2 separate regions of the Homo sapiens genome follow, and region 1 is linked to region 2. Evidence: read pairs that join two places in POLR2A ChIA-PET (ENCODE). Cell type or tissue: CD4-positive, alpha-beta T cell. All regions are shown on one strand. Each heading gives the region's core, and the rest is flanking DNA. Links, peaks and the distances in the headings are about the cores only.

Evidence for each region. ChIA-PET counts read pairs that join two places held together with the same protein. Peaks named below come from ENCODE experiments on the same cell type or tissue, not always from the same donor. Only the 100,000 strongest peaks of a DNase experiment are listed, where the experiment ranks them.
Region 1: POLR2A ChIA-PET joins it to region 2 with 11 read pairs; 3 of 35 experiments call an interaction of 5 or more read pairs at or near these places.

What each region holds. Positions count from the first base shown.
Region 1 is chr19:13,688,784-13,698,729 of GRCh38, forward strand. The region is part of intron 4 of LOC105372284 (a long non-coding RNA gene); the gene reads right to left. Among named protein-coding and RNA genes, the nearest start is that of YJU2B, 54 kb to the right of the region's middle. In CD4-positive, alpha-beta T cell, for the core only: no CTCF peak of the experiment used is centred there; no DNase peak of the experiment used is centred there; H3K27me3 peaks cover 1,371 bases.
Region 2 is chr19:13,783,851-13,793,796 of GRCh38, forward strand. No RefSeq gene overlaps it. Among named protein-coding and RNA genes, the nearest start is that of ZSWIM4, 6.6 kb to the right of the region's middle. RefSeq lists enhancers at 2,009-2,970, 4,035-4,324. In CD4-positive, alpha-beta T cell, for the core only: a CTCF peak has its summit at 1,273 (motif pointing right); DNase peaks (open chromatin) are centred at 1,291, 4,021, 5,441 and 6,661; H3K4me3 peaks cover 1,294 bases; H3K27ac peaks cover 2,179 bases.

The sequences.
Region 1 (9,946 bases), core at 665-8,664, 95 kb before region 2:
CCTCAGCCTCACAAAGTGCTGGGATTACAGGTGTGAGCCACCATGCCCCGCCTGTTTGTTTTTTTTGAAATGATCTCACTCTGTCACCAAGGCTGGAGGGGAGTGGTGCCATCATAGCTCACTGCAGCCTCAACCTCCCAGGCTCAAGCAATCTTCCCAACTCAGCCACCTGAGCAGCTGGGACTACAGGCAGACACTACTATGCCTAGCTAATTTTTTTTTATTTTTTGTACATACAGGGTCTCACTATGTTGCCTAGGCTGAACTTCTGGGCTCATGCAATTCTCCCACCTCAGCCTCCCAAAGTGTTAGAATTACAGGCCTGAGCCACCGCACCCAGCCTACAACTCTTATAGCAATGTTGCCTTCAAAGGCAGTTTGGGCCACGTGCCATTTTTGCCTCTGTCCCTGCCTTCTTAACCTACACCCTGTAGAAGGTGCAACTCCACTGTAAGAACAACTGCAGCTCCTCAAATATCCCATGTGCTGCCTACATTTCCCAGTATCCCTTGCGCTTTGATTAGCATCATGTGATTAGTTTTGGCCAATGGGCTGTGAGCATAAATGATGCATGCCATTTCCAGACTGAGGCAGTGAAAAACTGGCATTCCTCCTCTCTCCCTCTTCCCCCTGCCCAATAACCTTGGAAACCATATGTTCTAGATGGGAGAAGAGGGCTGGCCAACCTATCTCAGACTGTGTATGAGTGAGAAATAAGCCTTTGTTTTATTAAGCCACTAGATTTCAGGACTTAACTATTGCAGCAGCTGGCATTCCTTAGTCTAACTAATACCCAAGGAGAATCAGAACAGCCATTAATAGGAACTACCAAAACTCTGCAAGTTGAATGCATGTCCTGACAGTTCCTTTGTCCTCAGCTCAGTACTGAGGTTATCTTTGGCAAAGTTCTCCATCACTGATTTTCTTAGGTCAGATTCTCCCAAAAGCAGTCCCTGAGACAAGGATCTGGGTGCAAATAATTTATTAAGAAGTGTTCCCTTCTCAGCAAACTATCGCAAGGACAGAAAACCAAACACCGCCTGTTCTCACTCATAGGTGGGAATTGAACAATGAGAACACTTGGACACAGGAAGGGGAACATCACACACCAAGACCTGTCATGGGGTAGGGGGAGGGGGGAGGGATAGCATTAGGAGATATACCTAACGTAAATGATGAGTTAATGGGTGCAGCACACCAACATGGCACATGTATACATATGTAACAAACCTGCACGTTGTGCACATGTACCTTAGAACTTAAAGTATAATAATAAAAATAAAAAATAAAAAAAAAAGAAGTGTTCCTAGCTGGGCGCGGTGGCTTACACCTGTAATCCTAGCACTTTGGGAGGCTAAGGCGGGTGGATCACCTGAGGTCAGGAGTTCAAGACCAGCCTGGCCAACACGGCGAAACCTCGTATCTACTAAAAATACAAAAATTAGCCGGGTGTGGTGGTGGGTGCCTGTAATCCCAGCTACTTGGGAGGCTGAGGCAGGAGAATCACTTGAACCCATAAGGCGGAGGTTGCAGTGAGCCAAGATCACACCACTGCACTCCAGCCTGAGCGACAGAGTGAGATGTGGTCTCAAAAAACAAAAAAAAAGAAAAAAGAAGTATTCCCAGGGTAATCAATAAGGGGATGGTGGGGAAAGCAGGACAGGGAAAACAAAGAAGCAAAACAAACATTCAATACCAAGTGAAGTTTCACACCCAGACTGTTCCAGCCAGGGACCCCTGGAGCGCAAACTATACCCCAAAGCTGGTCCCACCTAGAGACAAAGGAGAAGGGCTTTGGACCCTGTATTCATCAGCTTGGGCTGCTACAACAAAATGCCACAGACTTAGTGACTTAAGAGAAATTTATCCTCTCACAGTTTTGGAGGCTGAGAAGTTCAAGTTCAAGGTGCCAGCAAAGTCAATGTCTGCAGAGGGCTCTCCCCTTGGGCTATAGACAACTACCTTCTCATGTGTCCCCACATGGCCTTTCTCTCATGCATGAAGAGAGAGACAGAAACAGAAGTAACTCTCTGGTGTCTCTCTCTCTCTATTTTTGTTTGTTTGTTTGTTGTTTGTCTGTTTTGAGACAGAGTCTCACTCTGTCGCCCAGGCTGGAGTGCAATGGCGCAATCTCGGCTCACTGCAACCTCTGCCTCCCAAGTTCAAGTGATTCTCCTGCCTCCGCCTCCCAAGTAGCTGGGATTACAAGCATGCATCACCGCGCCTGGCTAATTTTTGTATTTTTAGTGGAGATGGGGTTTCACCATCTTGGCCAGGCTGGTCTCAAACTCCCGACCTCAAATGATCCACCCTCCTCGGCCCCTCAAAGTGCTGGGATTACAGTCATGAGCCACTGTACCCGGCCTCTCTCTCTCTTTTTAAGAGACAGGGTCTTGCCCTATTGCCCAAGCTGGAGTGCAGTGGTAGAATCATAGCTCACTGCAGCCTTTAATTCCTGGGCTCAAAGAATTCTCCCACCTCAGCGTCTCCAGTAGCTATGATTACAGATGTACACTACCACACCTGGCTAATTATTTTTTCATGTATTTTTGTAGAGATGGTCTCACTATGTTGCCTAGGCTGGTCTCAAACTCCTGGGCTCAAGCAATCCTTCCACCTCAGCCTCCCAAAGCACTGGGATTACATATGCCAGCCACCGCACCTTGGTCTGCTGCCTCTTTTTATAAGGATGCTAATCCTATTGGATCAGGGCCCCACCCTGAATACTTCATTTAACTTAATTGCCTCCTAAAAGTCTTATCTCTGAATACAGTCACATTGTGGGGCACAGGGATTTGGAGGGCACACAAACATTTAGTCCATAACTGACCCCTAAACCTATTGATGATTGGCTGCCAGGGAAGGTTGAGCAAGGTAGGCTCCAAGGCACTCTGGCCCTCCATATGGGCAGGGCAGCTCCAGGGCCCAAGAACAACCTCTGAAGGTCACAGGTGTGAGCAGGTAGCATGTAAGCATTAAGAAACCAGGGGATGGATGCACTGAGGTGGGGTGAGGTCCGGGTGTGGCTGCCCACACTGCCTGCTACTCTGATGCTGTATCAGCAAGAAACAGCTTATACATTTCTGTTGTAATGGGGGAAGCAAACTTTAATCATACATCTGCAGATTTCTCTCACTCTACGCCAGCCTGCAGATGTCTTCTGCTAGAGTTAAAAATTTCCACGGAATTATCTCCAATCTCCTCTCACAGCCTGGTAATTTGGCCAAAAGAAATCCCAGATGTTTCAAAGAATCCCTAATAGTGACTGTAGGGCTTTGATTTCTCCTCATCCAGTTGGTCCCAGGGCACTGCCAAGCCCTGGTTGGTGTCCTTGTCAAATTGCTCCGAGAGTGAGCAAAAAAACGGAGAAACTTGTGCCCAAAACCCAATCAAGCATTTGTCTTAAAAGCACACTCGCCTTGAAAGCCAGCCAACTTCTGTGAAATAGAAAAGAATCCATTTTCTGCTTCTATTTCTTGGCCCTTGAACAGGCAGTGACTCAAGACTCAAGTCAGTGGTTGGTGCAGCTGCAATGAGACATCCGTCAGTGAGCTGGCATCTCTGACAATGGCGTGTGCCCACAGAGAGGCTGTGACTCAGGAGGGCAGGTGGCACTCCATGATCCCCCAAAGCAGCCAAGCCAGGTGGGGTGCCAAGCATCCCAGGTGCTCCTGAGCTGGAAGACCGACAGTTTTCTACCAGTTGAAGTCGTGTTTGGCAAAGAAACCGTTCAGCCCTTTAACAGATATTGACAGCCTGCTAGTTTCCAAAATGGGGTCAAAAGATGGAGATTCTCCTTTGATGGTGTCAGCGGGTGCATAATGGATGTGTGGATGTTCTTTGTGCTCAGAAACGTCTGCCGTTCCATCCAGTTGCATGCTGAAGGGAGGTGGGGAGCTGCCAACTCCTCCACGACCCATTTCAAAGTATTAAAAGAATTGTTAGCAATTCCAGGTTGCTGGTGAAAACATCTCCTTGGTTTTCTTTCCCCCACTTCAAATCACAAACCAACCCAACCATTTCTAGAATACACAGCTCTACTGGGGTCCTATTCCATGTGCTATAGGAGACTGCAAAACAAAGTCTTTTTTCTTTTTTTTTTTTTTTTTTTTTGAGACAGGTTCTCACTCCGTCCCCTACGCAGGAGTGCAATGGTGCAAACATAGCTCACTGCAGCCTCAACCTCCTGGGCTCAAGTAATCCTCATACCTCAGTCTCCTGAGTAAGACAAAATTTTACTGGGGCAATTTCAACTCTTCGTAAGGTTTTACCTTTTGAACTTGTGCTTTCCTTTTTTTTTTAAGATGGAGTTTCACTCTTGTGTCGCCCAGGCTGGAGTGCAGTGGCACAATCTCGCCTCACTGAAACCTCCGCCTCCCTGCTTCAAGTGATTCTCCTGCCTCAGCCTCCTGAGTAGCTGGGATTACAGGCGGCTGCCACCATGCCAGGCTAATTTTCGTATTTTTAGTAGAGATGGGGTTCCACCATGTTGGCCAGGCTGGTCTCCAACTCCTGACCTCAGACGATCCATCCGCCTCAACCTCCCAAAGTGCTGGGATACAGGCATGAGCCACCATGCCCAGCCTTAAGCCACCGTGCCCAGCCTGCTGTCTTTATTATTATTATTTAGAGACAAGGTCCCACTCTGTTGCTCAGGCTACAGTGCAGTGGCACAATCATAGCTCATCGTAACCTCAAACTGCTGGGCTCAAGTGATCCTCCCACCTCAGCCTCCAGAGGAGCTGGGACTACAAGCACACACTACCTCACTGGGCTCATTTATTTTTTATTTTTTAGAGATAGGGTCTTGCTTGTTGCCCAGGCTGGTCTTGGACTCCTGACCTCAAGCAATCCCCCTGCCTTGGCCTCTAAAAGTGCTGGGATTACAGGCATGAGCCACTGCACCCGGCTTAAGTTATACTTTCTACACACACACACACACACACACACACACACAAATAATCATGTTCGAGTTGCATAGACTTAAGAAGCTCAATCTACTTACCTACTTTGAGAATGTCTTAATTTGAATTCCCCCAGGAGCCAAGCCTGCGACAAGGATTTGAGGATAAGTAGACTATTTAGGAAATAGCCCCTAGGAAGCATCGGTAGAGAATAAGCAAGAAAGAGGGGAAGAGAAGGCAGCTAGCAAAGGATACATCCTTAGTGAGTTACTGCTGTGGGCAATAAGGGCTTAATCCCCTGGGAAATGGGAGGTGGAAATCCACCTGACAGTTATCCCACTGGAGGGGCAAGGGAGCTGGAGGATGGATCCGTGACCTCTGTCAGTCATTAGCAGGAAGACGGCACCTGGGGGACTTAGATTCCCCAGCACTTCTGGCTGTCACAGTGAAGACAAAACAGACCCTGGCTGCAAGAGAAAGCCCCCAGGGAAAGAAAGGCAGGTGCTCAGAGCAGGTCTTGGGAGCCGGAAATGAAGCTAATGTTTGCTAAAGTGATGAGGGTGAGGGAATAGGTGTGACCTTGAGTTGCTGGGGATGAAAATCTTGCTACATGAGCAGTACTAGGCTTTTGTGACCCAACAATAGAGAAATAGAAACCAAAAGACTCCATGGATCAGGTAGAGTTAACTTACAGAGAAAAAAAGCCTTTTTTTTTTTTTGAGACAGAGTTTCGCTCTTGTTGCCCAGGCTGGAGTGCAGTGGTGGGATCTCAGCTCACTGCAACCTCCGCCTCCCGGGTTCAAGCGATTCTCCTGCCTCAGCCTCCTAAGTAGCTGGGATTACAGGTGCCTGCCACCACGCCCGGTAATTTTTTGTATTTTTAGTAGAGATGGGGTTTCACCATGTTGGCCAGGCTGGTCTCAAACTCCTGACCTCAGGTCATCCACCCGCCTCGGCCTCCCAAAGTGCTGGGATTACAGGCTTAAGCCACCGTGCCTGGCCTAAAAAAGCCTGTTTAAAAATGTTTTAGGCTGGGCACGGTGGCTCAGGCCTGTAATCCCAGCATTTTGGGAGGCTGAGGTGGGTGGATCACCTGAGGTCAGGAGTTTAAGACCAGCCTGGCCAACATGGTGAAACCCAGTTTCTACTAAAAATACAAAAATTAGCCAGGTGTGGTGGTGCGTGCCTATAGTCCCAGCTACTCAGGAGGCTGAGTCAGGAGAATTGCTTGAACCTGGGAGGGCGGAGGTTGCAGTGAACCGAGATCGCACCATTGCACTCCAGCCTGGGCGACAAGAGTGAAACTCTGTCTCAAAACAAAAATAAAAATAAAAATAAAAATAAAAACCCTCCCATAGATGCTCCATACGCTCTAATTCTGTGTCTCCATCCACTGAAAGCAAAATTCCAAGGCTTTGGCTATGGTGGAGCCTCAAGATGGAAAGACCTTGGATTTCTGAAATCATGGGCCGATGATCATGAAAATGCACCTCTGGGATCTGCAAGAAGTGTGATTGAACAAGCACCCCAGCTGCTGGGCTCTGAAGTCCAGCACGTCATAGGAACTGAGGCCATGTTTCCCAAGGGCTGCTCCTCACCCGGGCCTGAGCAGAGCAGGGACACTGTGGCAAGCCAGGTCCTGAGAGACTCAGAAATCTTCTGGGACAAGCAACTTTGGCTCAATGGCCTGGCCAAAGTCTCTCAGAAATGTCCTGCAGTCTAAGATGCTTCCACCCCACCACAACTTCACATGAGCAAAATCTTCCTTCTATTGTCTCTTTTTTGTCAATTTCTGGTAAATAACTTCTATTGTCTTAAAACACACTGGAGTTAAGGGATTTAGGCGTTACAGCAGCAGTGGTTGCCTTAATTCATTAATACAGGAGGAAATTGAGGGGCCATTGCCCAAAAGGTTAAGTTCAAAACCACAACTCCAGGACTGCAATTCAGGGATCAGGAAGCTGATGCTGGCCGGCGCCTGTAATCCCAGCACTTTGGGAGGCCAAGGCAGGCAGATCACTTGAGGTCAAGGAGTTTGAGACCAGTCTGGTCAACATGGTGAAGTCCCGTCTCTACTAAAAATACAAATAACTAGCTGGGCGTGGTGGTGCATGCCTGTAATCCCATCTACTCAGGAGGCTGAGGCAGAGGTTGCAGTGAACTGAGATTGTGCCACTGCACTCCAGCCTGGGAGACAGAGCGAGACTCTGTCTCAAAAAAAAAAAAAAAAAAAAAAGAAAAAAGAAAGGCAGACAGGAAAAGGAAGCCAATAAAAGGTGTGATAATGAGCACTGTATTAGTTAGCTATTGCTGCATAACAAATTACCTCAAAACTTCAGTGACATTAAATAACACGTATCTATTATCTAATAGTTTCTGAGGGTCAGGAATCTGGGAACATCTTAGGTGGGTCCTCAGCTCTTGGGCCTGTCATAGGCTGCAATGTAAATACAAAAAAGAAATCATGAAAGTGACAAGCCCTCCTTCCCCTTGGGTAGATGACATTGGCTATATTTCTGGCTATACCACACCTTCCCATTAGCATTCAGACTTCCCTTTTTGGGGGGAATTGTCCAGCTGAAAGTTGTCTTAACACAAGGACTGTTCCCAACACTAGCCTCCCAGGGCAAGCCTGTGACACACACTTGGTCAACCCAAAGCTCATTGCTTTGGCTCCTAGGTGAGTGTCCCAGTGTCATTTGAGAATGTTTGTAGAACAGTGGCAGAGATGGCATGTAGTCAGAGCTGTTTGCCATGAGACCTTGGCTCTGAACTCTCTAGCTGGGATCCAAGGAGGAAGGTTTATCTAATACAGACATGCCAAGGATGAACCTCCTATGAACTTTTTATCCAGCGTGAATGCGCATGGAAGTTTGGCATAACACACAAGTGACCAGGAGAAGGGATGTGCTGAACTCTGCTAAAGGCTTTTCTCCCACAATATCAAGGAAGGAAACTGAACAGAGCTGGCTTTCAGGCCTAGAGACCTCCACCCTACCTGGCTCCTATCTTGGAGGAATACTGTCCCCAAGTGACGGGGAGAATTCCAAGGAACCTCTAGGTGCTAACATTGACACCTAAATTCATGGGTCTGCAGACTTCTACCATGGAATGCAATTGTCTTCACTTAGGTTCTCCCAGAAGTAGACAATGACCCAAGGACTCAATGGGCAAGTAGTTTGTTTAAGGGAGACGCCAGGAGATACCAGTAGGGGAATAGGGGTGTGACACAGAGAAGAGAGGGCAGTCCATAAAGGTGCATGATGAGCAAGTTACCTCTGTGGGCAACAGGGGTTCAGTCATGCTGGAAAATGCTGGGGACTGAGTGGAACACACACCTTAGAGTCATCCCACTTGAGGGGAGAGGGAGCTGGGGTATTTATCCACCAGCTCCCATTGGTCACTGATTAGGGGGGCTTATTAGGGAATGAAGAATGTGGCTGTTAATTCTCAGATACTTCCACTCTGCTATTCAGTCTTTGGCAGCTTTAAAGAAAGCCCTCAGGGGCCAAGCACAGTGACTCACACCTGTAATCCCAGCACTTTGAGAGACTGAGGCAGGAGGATCGCTTGAGCCCAGCAGTTTGAGACTAGTCTGGGCAACATAGCAAGACCCCATCTCTACTAAAAATGAAAAAAAAATTAGCCAGGCATAGCCCAGGCGTGGTGGCTCATGCCTATAATCCTAGCACTTTGGGAGGCCGAGGTAGGCAGATCACCTGAGGTCAGGAGTTCAAGACCAGCCTGACCACCATGGTGAAACGCCATTTCTACTAAACATACAAAAATTAGCTGGGCGTAGTGGCGTGCGCCTATAATCCCAGCTACTTGGGAGGCTGAGGCAGAAGAATCGCTTGAGCCCAGGAGGCAGAGATTGCAGTGAGCTGAGATCATGCCATTGCACTTCAGCCTGGGCAACAGAGCAAGACTCCATCTCAAAAAAAAAAAAAAATAGCCAGGCGTGGTAGCACACACCTGCAGTCTCAGCTACTCAGGAGGCTGAGGCGGATGGATAGCTTAAGCCTAGGAGCTCAAGGTTGCAGTGAGCTATGACTGTGCCACTGCACTTCGGCCTGGGTGACAGAGCAAGACCCTGTCCCAAAAAAAAGAAGAAAAGAAAGCAAGCAAGCTGTTGGGGGCCGAGTAGAGTGGCTCATACCTATAATCCCAGCACTTTGAGAGGCTGAGGTGGGAGGATCGCTTGAGCCCAGGAGGTCGAGGCTGCGATGAGCTATGATCACACCACTGTACGGAGCCTGGATGACAGAGCAAGACCCTGTCTCAAAAAAAAAAAAAAATCCCTTGGGCAAGAAGATACAAATACTGGTAGCTGGTAGTATCTTCCCAGGGTTAGGGCAATTCAACATTAGTATCAGCTACAACAATTTATAACCTTCATGGTATTCACTAGACCCCCAGAGCTCCCAGAATTTATGCCCTTCCTCCAAGCCTGTTTTTGCAGCTTCTTGTCTATTCTGTGAACATCTGCACTTGTTTCCATAAAACCCATTCCTTAAATTGAAGATCCACAGAACTCACTCCTGTTGCAAACAAAAACCTTGACTGATATACCCTGCCATCTGAAATTTGCAGTGAAATAATCTGTAAATAACTGGGCATTAACAAGGCTTTTCCAGAAGACAATTTTCAAGGTAACCATAAAGAATGTATTTATTTATTTATTATTTTATTTATTGAGACAGAGTCTTGATCTGTCACCCAGGCTGGAGTGCAGTGGTGCAATCTCAGCTCACTGTAACCTCCGCCTCCCGGGTTCAAGCGATTCTCCTACCTCAACCTCCTGAGTAGCTGGGACTACAGGCGTGCGCCACTATACCTAGTTAATTGCAGTTGGAGATCGCGCCATTGCACTCCAGGCTGAGCAACAAGAGCAAAACTCCATCTCAAAAAATAAAATAAAACATATGATTTTTGAGGGCGAGGAGCAGTGGCTCACACCTGTAATCGCAGCACTTTGGGAGGCTGAGGCACGCGTATAGCTTGAGCTCAGGAGTTCAAGATCAGCCTGGGCAACATGGCAA
Region 2 (9,946 bases), core at 879-8,878:
AGTGTCTTTTTCAAGGTCAGGCACCCTGGCTCACACCTGCAGTCCCAGCACTTTGTGTGTGTCTGTGTGTGGTTTTTGTTAATGATGATGATGTTTTTTAGATCGTCTCCCTCTGTCACCCAGGCTGGAGTGCAATGGCATGATCTCAGCTCAGGGCAACCTCCGCCTCCTGGGTTCAAGAGATTTTCCTGCCCCAGCCTCCCGAGTAGCTAGGACTACAGGCGCGCGCCACCACACCCGCCTAATTTTTGTATTTTTAGTAGAGATGGGGATTCACCATGTTGCCCAGACTGGTCTCGAACTCCTGACCTCAAGTGATCCGCCTACCTTGGCTTCCCAAAGTGTGGGATTACAGGTGTGAGCCACTGCGCCCAGCCTAATCCCAGCACTTTGGGAGGCGGAGGTGGGCAGATTGCTCGAGGCCAGGAGTTCAAGACCAGCCTGGGCAACATAGCAAGACCCTATCTCTGCAAAACATTTTTAAAAATTAGCTGGGTGTGGTGGGGCATGCCTGGAGTCCCAGCTACTCCAGAGACTGAACTGGGAGGGTCACTTGAGCACGGGAGGTTGGGGCTGCAATGAGCCCAAATCGCACCACTGCACTCCAGCTTGGGCGATGCAGCAAGGCCCCATCTCAAAAACAAAAGTGTCTTTTTCAGACTCTCTTGAACATAACATCTGCCTGTTTCCCACATCAGTGAAATTAAGAGAAAAACAAGGCTAGGTGTGGTGGCTCACATCTGTAATCCCAGCACTTTGGGAGGCCAAGGCAGGCAGATCACCTGAGGTTAGGAGTTCGAGACCAACCTGGCCAACATGGTGAAACCCCGTCTCTACTAAAAATAAATAGATTAGCCGGGCGTGGTGGCAGGCACCTATAGTCCCAGCTACTCATGAGGCTGAGGCAGAAGAATCGCTTGAACCCGGGAAACGAAAGTTGCAGTAAGCCAAGATCGTGCCATTGCACTCCAGCCTGGGCAACAGAGCAAGCTCTGTCTCAAAAAAAAAAAGAAAGAAAAAAAGAAGAGACAAAAAAACACAAAAAAGAAACAAAAAAAATTTCTGACCTGGCGAACAGGAAGAAAAAAACATTTTAGCACCCATTCATCTTTATATGTTAAGGGAGTGGTGATTTTGCCACCTTCAAAAAATTAGCTTCCGGTCTTTCTATCTGGAATCAGAAAGGCAAGGGCCAGGACGGGGTGGGCTCTGGGCCAGGACGGGGTGGGCTCTGGGTGCCATCTGGCACCGGAGTTGGACACCAGGAGGCGCCTCTAACCGGGGTTAAATCCACCCGCAGGCTGGTGGCGTCTCGACCAGCCCAGGAATCCTGCATTCTGGCTCCCTTTGTGCCTCTGACGCCAGCCCCTTCGAGGAGCACCCCAGGGGCAAGGAAGGGCTTTCAGGCACTGCAGGTATGGGGTCTGGAATGTGCACTCACCCATTCCCCCTTCACCTCTCCCCTCAGGGCTCCCCAAACAGCCTCATTTTCCCCTTCACTTTCCTGGGTGACTTTCCCCTCCTGCACTCCCCCAAGCCCTGATTAGTGCTGGAGCCAGGAGCCCCAGACTCCGGAAGAACCCACACCTTGAGTTCTTTGCCAGGTTCTGCCACTTTTTGACTGTGTGACCGTCAAGTCCCTTCACCTTTCTGAGTCTCAGCCTGGGGCCGTGGCTCATGCCTGTAATCTCAGCACTTTGGGAGGCTGAGGCCAGCAGATCACTTGAGGTCAGGAGTTCAACACCAGCCTGGCCAACATGAAGAAACCTCGTCTCTACCAAAAGTACAAAAATTAGCCGGGTGTGGTGGTGCGCGCCTGTAATCCCAGCTACTCGGGAGGCTGAGGCAGGAGAATCGCTTGAACCCGGGAGGCGGAGGTTGTAGTGAGCCGAGATCACGTCACTGCACCCCACCCCAGCCTGGGCGACTGAGTGAGACTCTGTCTCAAAAAACAAAACAAAACAAAACAAAACAAAACGGGAGGCTGAGACAGGAGAATCACTTGAACCTGGGAGGTGAAGGTTGTAGTGAGCTGAGATCATGTCACTGCACCCCACCCCAGCCTGGGCAACTGAGACTCTGTCTCAAAAAAAAAAAAAATTAAAACCTTTCTGAGCCTCAGTTTCTCTGTCTGTTACATTGGGATCCCCACTCCCCCTCAGTGTGAGTTCAGGAGCCTAAGAATAAGGGACATACCAATTTTTTTTTTTTTTTTTTTTTTTGAGATGGAGTCTCGCTCTGTCGCCCAGACTGGAGTGCAGTGGTGCGATCTCGACTCACTGCAAGCTCCGCCTCCCGGTTCACACCATTCTCCTGCCTCAGCCTCCGGAGTGGCTGGGACTGCAGGCACCCGCCACCATGCCCGGCTAATTTTTTGTGTTTTTTAGTAGAGACGGGGTTTCACCGTGTTAGCCAGGACGGTCTCAACTCCTGACCTCATGATCCGCCCGCCTCGGCCTCCCAAAGTGCTGGGATTACGGGCGTGAGCCACCGCGCCTGGCGGGACATACCAATGTGACTAGGAGCTGCGCTTGTGTGCTGGGGGCAGAGCAGTGGGAACCCAAGTCCTGCCATCCCCCGTCCTCTCTGTCCCTCCCTAGCTCCCCTCTCCCAGGGACAGAGGCGTCATTAAATGTGGCTTTTCCTGACAGTTATTGGCCGGGCGCTGTGGCTCACGCCTATAATCCCAGCACTTTGGGAGGCCGAGGCAGGTGGATCACCTGAGGTCAGGAATTCAAGACCAGCCTGGCCAATATGGCGAAACCCCATCTCTACTAAAAATACAAAAATTAGCCAGGCGTGGTGGCGGGCGCCTGTAGTCCCAGCTACTCGGGGGGCTGAGGCAGGAGAATCGCTTGAACCTGGGAGGCAAAGGTTGTAGTGAGCCGAGATCACGTCACTGCACCCCACCCCAGCCTGGGCGACTGAGTGAGACTCTGTCTCAAAAAAAAAAAAAAATTAAAGCCTTTCTGAGCCTCAGTTTCTCTGTCTGTTACATTGGGATCCCCACTCCCTCTCAGTGTGAATTCAGGAGCCTAAGGATAAGGGACATACCAATTTCTTTCTTTTTTTTTTTTTTTGAGACGGAGTCTTGCTCTGTCACCCAGGCTGGAGTGCAGTGGCGCGATCTCGACTCACTGCAAGCTCCGCCTCCCGGGTTCACACCATTCTTCTGCCTCAGCCTCCCGAGTAGCTGGGACCACAGGCGCCCGCCACCATGCCCAGCTAATTTTGTCTTTTTTAGTAGAGACGGGGTTTCACCATGTTAGCCAGGATGGTCTCGATCTCCTGACCTCGTGATCCGCCCGCCTTGGCTGGCGGCGGGGATTACAGTGCTGGCGGCGGGGATTACAGTGCTGGGATTACAGGCGTGTAATCCCATTACAGGGAGGCTGAGGCAGGAGAATCCAGCTTGAACCCAGGAGGTTCAAGCTGCTTGAACTCCTGCTTGAACCCAGGAGGCAGAGGTTGCAGTGAGTCAAGATCCGCCACTGCACTCCAGCCTGGGCAACAGAGCAAGCGAGACTCCGTCTCAAAAAAAAAATACTTTGGGAGGCTGAGGCGAGCGGATCACCTGAGGTTAGGAGTTTGAGACCTGCCTGACCAACATGGAGAAACCCTGCCTCTACTAAAAATACAAAATAAGCCTGGCGTGGTGGCACATGCCTGTAATCCCAGCCACTCAGGAGGCTGAGGCAGGAGAATCACTTGAACCCAGGAGGTGGAGGTTTCGGTGAGCCAACATCGCGCCATTGCACTCCAGCCTGGCCTGGGCAACAAGAGCGAAACTCCGTCTCAAAAAAAAACAACAACAAAAAAAAAAAACAAAAAAACACAGTTATTCTTGCCTAAGCCTTTCTCTCCTGCCTCCACCTTCCCCCGCCTCGACCTGGCACGACCACTTCTCCTGGCAGGGCCCTGACACTTTGCCCATGAACTTCTGTTTCAAAAAGAAAGAAAAGAAATGCAAGAAGGAAATCTTGCCAGCTGCGCATGCCGGAGGGGCTGCGTCGTCGCGACCAGGAAGCAAGCGAAGCCTACCCAGCTGGTTTCCTGCCTGAGTCAACGGTGGCTGGGGGTGCTGCAGGGGGCTGGCAGAAGGGAGGGACCCTCAGAAAGCTAGGGTGGAGATATCCACGAGCTGGGGGTCCTTGTCTCCACCTTCATCTGAGCCCCCAGGGTAGCCCCATCTTCCACGGGTTGAGAGCACACGTGGTTTGGGGTCAGGAGCTGTACATGCCTAGACAGTGAGCTCACGCTGGGCGCGGGCAGGATCAATCTGGCTTCCATTTCCCCAAAGCCCAAGCTTGCTGGCTTTACTGAGAAGGAAGGACGCAGGTGGTTGGAACTACCCCCATCAAACTCCTTTTTTTCCTCTTTTTTTTTTTTTTTTTTTTTTTTGAGACAAGAGTCTTGCTATATTGTCCAGGCTGGTCTTGAACTCCGAGGCATAAGCGATCCTACCTCCTCTGCCTTTCAAGTAGATGGGACTGGCTGGGCACAGCCCCTCACACCTGTAATCCCAGCACTTTGGGAAGCCAAGGTGGAAGGATCGATCGCTTGAGCCCAGGAGCTCAAGATCAGCCTGGCCAACATAGTGAGACCCCATCTCTTTTAAAAAAATTGTTTTAAAAAATTAGCCAGGCATAGTGCTACACGCCTGCAGTCTCAGCTACTCACGAGGCTGAGGCAGGTGGACCACTTGAGCCCGGGAGGTTGAAGCTGCAGCAAGTCGTGATCACGCCATTGCACTTCAACCCACGCAACAGAGCAAGACCCTGTCTCAAAACAGGGTTAGCTGTTTGAAGGCAGGGCGTAGTGGCTCCCACCTGTAATCCCAGCACTTTGGGAGGCGGAGGAGCGTGGATGACCTGATGTCAGGAGTTCGAGACCAGCCTGGCCAACATGGTGAAACCCCATCTCTACTAAAAATACAAAAATTAGCCGGGTTTGCCCTGTGATCCCAGCTACTCAGGAGGCTGAGGCAGGAGAATAGCTTGAACCCGGGAGGCGGAGGCTGTAGTGAGCTGAGATCGCTCCACTGCACTCCAGCCTGAGCAACAGAGCAAGACTCTCTCTCTGTCTGTCTCTCTCTCTATATATATATGTTAGTATCTATTGTTAGAGAATTAAATAAGACATTCTCACCCTCTGATACCCCATTCTGTGTTCCTCCTAAAGTCTACCCACTGGCCTAGAGTGACTTCTCTGATTCAGCATTACAGGACGTACATTGGAGCCCTTTCAAAGCTAGACTTAGCCGACATAGCCACGTATCAGATGCTGAAGAGGGCTGCTGGGAAAAGCCAGCCCTGAGGTCCTGTTTGCAAGGGGAGCACCAGAAAGACATGCTTTTCATTTTTGTTCTGTCTTGGTTTGTTTTTTCTTGAGACGAGGTCTGGCTCTGTCGCCCAGACTGGAGTGCAGTGGCGCAATCATGGCTCACTGCAGCCTCAACCTTCTAGGCTCAAGCAATCCTCCCACCACAGCTTCCTGAGTAGCTGGGACTACAGATGCGCACCACCACACCCGGTTAATTAAAAAAAAAAAAAATTTAGGCCAGGCACAGTGGCTCACACCTGTAATCCCAGCACTTTGGGAGGCCGAGGCAGGCAGATAACCTGAGGTCAGGAGTTTGAGACCAGCCTGGCCAACATGGTGAAACCCCGTCTCTAGTAAAAATACAAAAATTTTCTGGGTATAGTGGCGCTCGTCTATAGTCCCAGTTACTCGGGAGGCTGAAACAGGAGAATTGCTTGACCCTAGGATGTGGAGCTTGCAGTGACCTGAGACTCGCCACCGCACTCCAGCCTGGGCAACAGAGCAAGACTCCATTTCAAAATAAATAAATAAACTAATAAATAAATAGGCCAGGTGCAGTGGCTCACGCCTGTAATCCCAGCACTTTGGGAGGCCGAGGTGGGTGGATCACAACGTCAGGAGTTCGAGACCAGCCTGGCTAACACGGTGAAACACCGTCTCTATTAAAAATACAAAAAAATTAGCCCGGTGTGGTGGCACATGCCTGTAAACCCAGCTACTCGGGAGGCTGAGGCAGGAGAATCACTTAAACCCGGGAGGCAGAGGTTACAGTGAGCCAAGATCGCACCACTGCACTCCAGCCTGGGCTACACAGCAAGACTCCATCTCAAAAATTAAAAAATAAATAAATAAATAAACATCAAATAAATTTTTAGAAATGGGGGAGGGGGGTCTCGCTATATTGCCCAGCCTGGTCTTGAACTCCTGGACTCAAGCAATCCTCCCACTTCAGCTTCCCCAAGTGCTGGGATTACAGGTGTGAGCCACTGCACCCGGCCATCCTTTGCTTGAACTCCTCCCTGTGTCTCCTCTGACCCCAGTTACTCACTCCCCATAAGTCTAAATCCTATGCAAGGAGATACCCCAGTAAGTCTAGGGCTCCAAAGCAGCCCCCAGTTGACTTCCACTAGTCCAGCTCCTACTGCTGGGTGACCTCAAGCAAGTGGCTCAGCCTCTCCAAGCCTCAGTTTCCTCCTCTAAGAAATGGAAGTGACAGTCCCCACTTTGCAACACTGTTTGACGGCTTATACTTCAGCGTTTATCTCCATAGCTACGGGCATTGCATGAGCACTCAACACATTATTATTATTGCTATTTCTGTTGCTATCACTGTGGCAGGCTGTGGTTTCTCAAGACGGGCACTGTCTAACAGAAATACAACTCAAGCCGGATGTGGTGGCTCACGCCTGTAATCCCAGCAATCTGGGAGGCCGAGGCGGAAGGATTGCTTGAACTCAGGAATTCAAGACCATGGGCAACACAACAAGACTTCCTCTCTATCAAAATTCAAAAAAATTGGCCAGGCATGCTGGCTCACACCTGTAATCCTCACACTTTGGGAAGCAGAAGCAGGCAAATCACCTGAGGTCGGGAGTTCCAGACCAGCCTGACCAACATGGAGAAACCCCGTCTCTACTAAAAATACAAAAATTAGAAGGGCATGGTGGCGGGTGCCTGTAATCCCAGCTACTTGGGAGGCGAGGCAGGAGAATCGCTTGAACCCGGGAGGTGGAGGCTGCGGTGAGCCGAGATCACGCCATTGCACTCCAGCCTGGGCAACAAAAGCGAAACTCCGTCTCAAAAAAAAAAAAAAATTAACCAGGGATGGTGGCTCACGCCTGTAATCCCAGGACTTTGGGAGGCCAAGGCAGGTGGATCACTTGAAGTCAGGAGTTCGAGACCAGCCTGGCCAACATGGTAAAACCCCATCTCTATTAAAAATGCAAAAATTGGCCGGGTGTGGTGACGCACACCTATAGTCCCAGCTACTTGGGAGGCTGAGGCAGGAGACTTGCTTGAACCCAAGGTTCAAGTGAGGTTGCAGTGAGCCGAGATCGCGCCACTGCACTCCAGCCTGGTGACAGAGCGAGACTCCGGCTCAAAAAAAAAAAAAACAAAAAACAAAAAAGGAAAAAAAGAAAGAAATACAACTTGAGACACATATATACTTTTATTTATTTATTTATTTACTTATTTATTTTTGAGATAGCATCTCACTGTGTTGCCTAGCCCAGTCACAAACTCCTGGACTCAAGTGCTGCTCTCCGCTCAGCCTCCCAAAGTGCTGTGTTTACAGGGACCAACCACTGTGCCCTGCCACATATGTTATTTTATTTTATTTTACTTTATTTATTTATTTTATATATATATATATATATTTTTTTTGAGATGGAGTCTCACTCTTTCACCCAGGCTGGAGTGCAGTGGTGCGATGTTGGCTCACTGCAACCTCTGCCTCCCAGGTTCAAGCGATTCTCCTCCCTCAGCCTCCCACGTAGCTGGGATTACAGGCACGCACCACCATGCCTGGCTAATTTTTTGTATTTTTAGTAGAGACAGGTTTCACCATGTTGGCCAAGCTGGTCTTTTTTTTTTTTTTTCTTTTTTTGAGACGGAGTCTCGTTCTGTCGCCCAGGCTGGAGTGCAACACTGTGATCTCAGCTTACTTCAACCTCCACCTCCCGGGTTCACGCCATTCTCCTGCCTCAGCCTCCCAAGTAGCTGGGATTACAGGCACCCGCCACCAGGCCCAGCTAATTTTTTGTATTTTTAGTAGAGACGGGGTTTCACTATGTTGGCCAGGCTGGTCTCAAACTCCTGACCTTGCGATCCGCCCTCCTCGGCCTCCCAAAGTGCTGGGATTACAGGAGTGAGCCACCGCGCCCCGCCTAAGCTGGTCTTAAACTCCTGACCTCAGATGATCTGCCCGCCTCGGCCTTCCAAAGTGCTGGGATTACAGCCCTGAGCCACTGTACCCAGCCTACATACGTAATTTAAATGTCCTGAAACCATGTAAAAGAAAATATATGAAATCAATTTTAATAATGTATTTTATTAAACCAAGTTTATCTAAAATATAATTTCAACATGTTAACAACACTAAACATTTGCTTTCTTTTGTTCTGTCTTTTTTTTTTTTTTTTTGAGACAGAGTCTCACTTTGTTGCCCAGGCTGGAGTGCCGTGGTGCAATCTTGGCTCACTGCAAACTCCGCCTCCTGGGTTCAAGTGATTCTCCTGCCTCAGCCTCGCAAGCAGCTGGGATTACAGGCGCCCGCCACCACGCCCAGCTGATTTTTGTTTTGTTTTGTTTTGTTTTGTTTTTTGAGGCGGAGTCTTGCTCTATTGCCCAGGCTGGAGTGCAGTGGCGCGATCTCAGCTCACTGCAAGCTCCACCTCCCGGGTTCACGCCATTCTCCTGCCTCAGCCTCCGGAGTAGCTGGGACTACAGGTGCCCGCCCCCACGCCAGGCTAATTTTTTTGTATTTTTAATAAAGACGGGGTTTCACCGTGTTAACCAGGATGGTCTGCATCTCCTGACCTCATGATCCGCCCGCCTCGGCCTCCCGAAGTGCTGGGATTACAGGCGTGAGCCACTGTGCCCGGCCCTAATTTTTGTATTTTTAGTAGAGACGGGGTTTCACCATGTTGGCCAGGCTGGTCTTGAACTCCAGACCTCAGGTGATCCGCCTGTCTCAGTCTTCGAAAGTGCTGGGATTACAGGTGTGAGACACCTTGCCCGGCCTCGTTTTCTGTTTTTTTGTTTGTTTGTTTGTTTTCCTGAGACGGTCACACTGTCACTCCGGCTGGAGCACAGTGATACAATCATATCTCACTGTAGCCTGAACCTCTTGGGCTCGAGAGATCCTCCTGTCACAGCCTCCAGAGTAGCTGGGACTACTGGCTTGTGCCACCACGCCCAGCTGATTTTCTTATTTTTTAATAGAGATGGGTTTTCGCCATGTTGCCCATGCTGGTCTCAAACTCCTGGGCTCAAGTGATCTTCCCACCTCACCATCCCAAAGTGCTGGGATTCCAGGCGTGAACCACCGCGCCTGGCCAAAACATTCTTTTTTTTTTTTTTTTGGAGTCTCACTCTGTCCCCCAGGCTGGAGTGCAGTGGCGCAATCTTGGCTCACTGCAACCTCTGCCTCCTGGGTTCCCACCATTCTCCTGCCCTAGCCTCCCTAGTAGCTGGGACTATAGGCGCCTGCCACCATGCCCGGCTAATTTTTTGTATTTTTAGTAGAGAAGGGGTTTCACTGTGTTAGCCAGGATGGAAAACATTCTTAATGAAATATTTTAGGCCGGGCGTGGTGGCTCACGCCTGGAATCCCAGCACTTTGGGAGGCCAAGGCAGGCAGATCATAAGGTCAGGAGTTTGAGACCAGCCTGCCAATATGGTGAAACCCCGTCTCTACTAAAAATGCAAAAGTTAGTCAGGCGTGGCGGTGGGTGCCTGTAGCCCCAGCTACTTGGGAGGCTGAGGCAGAATAATCACGTGAACCTGGGAGGCAGAGGTTGCAGTGAGCTGAGATCACTCCATCTCAAAAAAAAAAAAAGAAATATTTTTCCTTGTTCCCTTCCTGCTATGTCTCCAAAATCCACTCTGTATTTTACCTTTC